Linked DNA regions of Mus musculus: region 2 is linked to region 1. The links are chromatin loops, found by intact Hi-C in ENCODE. Cell type or tissue: gastrocnemius. All regions are shown on one strand.

The links. Hi-C counts contacts between places; a loop is a spot of excess contacts. Peaks named below come from ENCODE experiments on the same cell type or tissue, not always from the same donor. Only the 100,000 strongest peaks of a DNase experiment are listed, where the experiment ranks them.
Region 2: it touches region 1 in a loop (2.4-fold over the local background); 1 of 42 quality-filtered maps calls a loop at or near these places.

Annotation. Positions count from the first base shown.
Region 1 is chr4:141,616,147-141,618,646 of GRCm38, forward strand. It overlaps Tmem82 (transmembrane protein 82), which reads right to left and starts at 2,487. Exons shown (of 6, transcript NM_145987.2): 1 at 1,753-2,487; 2 at 1,494-1,566; 3 at 1,149-1,323; 4 at 58-475. The coding sequence starts at 1,840. In gastrocnemius, a CTCF peak has its summit at 1,310; DNase peaks (open chromatin) are centred at 1,337, 1,713 and 1,968; H3K4me3 peaks cover 1,186 bases.
Region 2 is chr4:141,820,793-141,823,292 of GRCm38, forward strand. It overlaps Cela2a (chymotrypsin-like elastase family, member 2A), which reads right to left. Exons shown (of 8, transcript NM_007919.3): 3 at 1,438-1,535; 4 at 910-1,038; 5 at 533-669. Among named protein-coding and RNA genes, the nearest start is that of Cela2a, 4.0 kb to the right of the region's middle. In gastrocnemius, a CTCF peak has its summit at 1,509 (motif pointing left); no DNase peak of the experiment used is centred here.

The sequences.
Region 1 (2,500 bases):
CTGGGATGACAAGGGGAGTGTGGGCAATGGAAGGGACCCCAGTTCTGGGGCTCTCACCCTGCATGTAGATGACCAACAGTGTGTAACAGATGGTGAGCGGGGTCCAGAATCGCACGGCCTCTGAGGAGCTCAGGAAGTCCTTGTTGATGAGAGCCACTGCCGCCAGATCACTCACAGCAAAGGCCACTGTCAGAGTGCGGCTCAGGAGCCTGGGCATGCCGTGCTGGCTGGCCAGCAGGCCCAAGCAGACCCCACAGTAGCGCTGGCTGCTGTGCAGTTCATAGAGGCTGCAGATGTGGCGGGTTAGGCGCCGGGCACCCAGGGCAAGGAGTACAGCCAGCCCCAGGCTCAGCAGCAGGTTCAGGGAGCGGTGTGGGGCACCTTCCTGGAGGAAGCTCAGGCCACAGCTTAGCCCACAGCCCAGGGAGAACTGACACACCAGGAAAAGCTGGAGCCTTTCCTTGTTCCCGGAACCCTGCAGGGGAAGAGAGCCCAGCGTAGGCCACATGGCGGGAGGCTGGCATCAGGAGGGTGGTTTCTCTTGTTCATCCGGTTGGCTAGAGGGTGATGGGTCTGGGCCTTGAAGACCCGACTTCACAGGCAAACCGTGTGCTCCTTTGAGCGTCAGTTGCCACACTGGTGGAGATCCAAGAAGACCCTTAATTATTACAGCTGTCCGGACAAAATGGGCCAAAGCCCTCAAAGGAACTTAGCCAGGGCCGGTCAAAAAGCTCAGCAGAACAAGCCTTTTGTTTTTGGATCTCATGTGTTCCAGGCTAGCCCCAGACCCAATAGTCAAGGATGGCCCTGAACTTCTCATCCTTCAGGCAAGGTTGTCACCAGGCCTGGGTTTACACGGTGCAGGGGATCAAATCCAGGGCTTTGTGTGAGCATGCCAGGCAAGCACTCTACCAACTGATCCACACTCCCAGCTCACAGAACCGACATTTACACGGGTGTGATTGTGTGTGTGTGTGTGTGTGTGTGTGTGTGTGTGTGTGTGTGTGTGTGTTGGGTCTGTCTCGTACTGCCAGGCAACAAACTAAAATCTATGGTTTCCATCTGAAAGTGGGGGTGGGGTCACTAGGCTCTATTTCCCAATCCAGAGGATGAAAGTGGCCCAGAGTGGCCCCACGCTGTCGTCTCACCTTGCCCAGAGACAGCAGAGTGGACACAGCCCGGAGCGAGAACTCCAAGACGACGAGGGCGGCTACCCGGGACCCTATCAAGGTCAGGAACAGGGTCAGACCAGCCAGATGCAGCATCTCCAACGAGGCCCATTGCGCGCTCAGCCGCTGCTTTTGGGGCTGCCGCTGGGGGTCACTGTGGGGGCAGAATGGGTGCCGGCTGAAAGACAGGATCACGGGGTCCTGTCCCGTGGGAGAGTTGCCAGGGCTCCAGCTCAACTCTCTCGGCTCTCTCCAAGAGAGACCAGACTCCGCTCAGGGACCAACTGCCTGGGCAAGGTGGGTGGGACCGACGTGGACACTCACTTGACACAGGCCACGAAGAAATAAACTTTCAGGAGACTGTTGAGAACCGAGACTCCAAGGGCCCCGATCAAGCCTGAGCCAGACAAAGGAGAGGGTGAAGGGGGGGGGGCGTTAGTGTTGTCGGGGAGGAGGCAGGGTGAGCTCAGGGGGCAGCCAGGAGCCGAGACCCCCACGTGGATGTGGGGCCCACCTTGCACTCCGCCCACCCGCGGGAGGGACGTGGCGGGGAGGGGCAGGTGTGCATCCCAGAGGCGCTCACCTTGCAGAAGGCTGTCGAAGAGACTGGAACCCCACTCAAAGGAAGGGAGGCTGGGGAGCCAGGAGGAGAGGGAAGGCAGGGAGAACATGGCAGCCTCCAGGAACCCTCAGCCTCCGACCGGGTCCGCGCTGGGACAAACCCAATGATATCACTGGTCAAAGGTGTCTCTAGAGGACAGGGGAGGGACTAGGAAAGGGTCAAAGGCCTGGGGGCGGGGCCGGGGAGACAGCTGCCTTAGATCTTCCAGGTTGCTGGATTCAGTGGCACTGTCAGCTCGCAGCTGCTGGTGGCTTCCCATTCAGGTCTCAAGGGCAAAGCAGTTAACTGGTTCTGGTCTGTCCCCGCTAGACTTCAAGGCCACCATGCCTTCCGGAAGTCCCTCTTCGGCCAGCTCACCTGGCCTTCCCCCTCTCAGGTGTGGCCCGCACTCAACCTGAAGTGTGACTTGGCCCTCTCAAGTTCCCAAAGCAGAGCTGCTCCCCGCAGCGCTCTGTCTCTTCGGGCTTCTGAAAATTAGTAGTTTAGCTTCTACAAGCCACAGGGAAAGAAGGGTTTGGAATCCCCTTAAGACTTAGGTTGAAGCTGGGCGTGGTGGCGCACACCTTTAATCCCAGCACTCGGGAGGCAGAGGCAGGCGGATTTCTGAGTTCGAGGCCAGCCTGGTCTACAGAGTGAGTTCCAGGATAGCCAGGGCTACACAAAGAAACCCTGTCTCGAAAAAAAAAAAAAAAAAAAAAAGACTCCGGTT
Region 2 (2,500 bases), 200 kb after region 1:
GATCAGAGCACTAACCGATCCAATGAGAAGACATGGGATAGCCAAACCCAGCTTTAGGCAGCAAGAAGACAATCTGAGGGCCTTGGGAATTTCATGGTGTCCCGGAACCCTGAGGTCTCCTTGTACATGTTATTCTGAGCTCTGGCCTTGGGCCACATGAAAGACACAGTGTGGTCAATGCACAGTGGATACTAGTTAGTACTAGTCTTTACTAGTAGTCACTAGTGCTTCCACGGACTGTCTTCTCTCGCCTTCTCTGTCTCTTGTCTTCTCTGTACCTTGTCAACCCTATATAGCCACTACCCCACTCCCTGTGCTGTTCTCTCCCATTTTACAGATGAGGAAGTCACCATAGGGGCTCAGTAATGTGCCTGAATCATACAACTAAGAATGCTGAGATTTGAACCCCAGACATAGTTACCAGTCTCCACTAGCCTGTCCCTCTAAGGCAGCCAAACACCCTAGGGACAGAGGTACCAGCAACTCCCTTCTCTGCCAGGCCTTGGGGGGTCCCCTGCTTGCTTATACTTACTCTGCAGCAGGCCCCAGCCTGTGACATAGCAGACATAGTTTCTCGGGAGAATGGTGCCAGCGGGTGGGAGGCAAGCTGTCTGGATGTTCTTGCTCAGGGTCACTGGGCTGGCCAGTTTGATTAAGGCAATGTCATAGCTGGGTCAGGAATAAAGATAGATCAGAAAGTGTTTTGACTCTACCCGTCTACCTTTGTCATTTCCCATGTATGACCCCAGGCTGACCCTGCAGGCAGGGTGGCAGGATGTCCCATGGTGTTTGCTTCTCCCTCCTCCACCATTCCCACATGGGCCCCTGTAACTCCCTTCCCTTCAGAAGAGGCAGAGGTGTGTGGCCGCCAACCCTACCCCTGAGAGCCCCAGACAGGACAGAACATACCCATTGCCGACGTTTTGGGAGTTCCACCTCTGGTGGACCACAAGCTTAGAGACTTGAACAGCAGCAGAGCCAGCTCCGGGGTTGGAGAGGCTGTGTGCGCCCAGCAGCACTCGGTAGGTCTGATAGTTGCTGTGAGGGGCAGAGTAAGAGAGAGGTCCATAAACTCTTCCCCCCGCCCCCTGCCCTCCAGTCTCTGTGAGCAAGGACAACCTAGTGCAGAGAGCTATCAAGGAAACAATCCAGAACCATTACTGGTTATCCCAGGAAGGCAGGCGCTGGGCTGTTTCTTCCTCTGTATCCTTCTGGCACGGGGCATTCAGTGCAGTGCTGTGTATGGACCAGGGAATCCTGCAACCCTGAGCCACCTATAGATGTGCGCCTGCGCCGAAGGCAGGCGCGTGAGGATTCTCTCCAGGTCTCATTTACAGCCCATGGATCGGTCCAGTTGGGGATCTGTGCTCTAGGGCTCAGTGCCACTCCAGGACACCGTGAACAGCTAGGGAGCAGGTAACATTGGAGTTCTGTTACCTGAGGCAATGGGCAGCTGTCAGAACCCAGTTGTTGGCCACCAGGGAGCCTCCGCAGTTGTGGCGCCACCTTCCGGAGGAAAGGACCTGCAGGGAGACCTGGGGGAGGGGGATGGAGAGAACAGATGCTTGGGTGGGAGAAATTGTTTCAAAACAACAGCAAAACCTAACACAAATCTACGACGAACAAAATATTAAAAATTTGACTAAGAAGGGCATGATATGTTTTTAATGTCAACACTCAGAGCCCTGGCCGAGACAGGAGGATGGAGAATTTCAGGCCAGCCTGGGCTACCTAGTGAGCCTGCATTGTAGCACTTAGCTCAACCCTCATCCTGTGTTTTCTTTCATTTCTGAAAGTCTGGCTATGTAGCCCAGGCTGACCTTTAACCCCGCCCCTCCCCCCACCCCCATCTTCCTAATCTACCTCCCAAGAGCTAAGATTGCAGGTGTGAGCCACCATGCCGGCTCACCCTTGTATTCTCGGTTCACCACAGCCAGAAAAATCCCTTCTTAACATAACTCTGATGAAAACTATGCTCTGCCCAGACCATCCTGAGGTTCCTCTCATGTAAGGTAATTTGATGAAGTCCTACACTATCTCTTTGCCCTTTCAGGCATTCACTTCCATTCTGTGCCAGCCACACTGACCTCTGTCGAGCTGTCACTCGGTTAGGCTGACCCACCACTGTCTTAAGGTCTTTGCATTTACAGTCTGTTGGCAGAACCTTCCCTACTTCCCACTGGTCTCTTCCTGGATGCCACCTTCTCCATGAAGTTTCTGTGACAACCCAATCCAAAACAGTGTACACAAGCATGTCAATGTTTTCCTGGCAAGTTTTATGTCAACTTGACCCAAGTTAGCCTCATTTGCAAAGAGGGAACCAAACTGAGACAATAACCCCTCTCGATTGGCCTGTAAGCAAGCATGTGGTGTATGTTCTTAACTGATGATTGATGGCTGATGCAGGCAGGACCCTCCCACTTGTGGGCGGAGCTACTTTTGGGTTTGCCAGGAGAAAGCAGAGTGAGTAAGCTATAAGGAGCAAGACAGTAGACAGTAC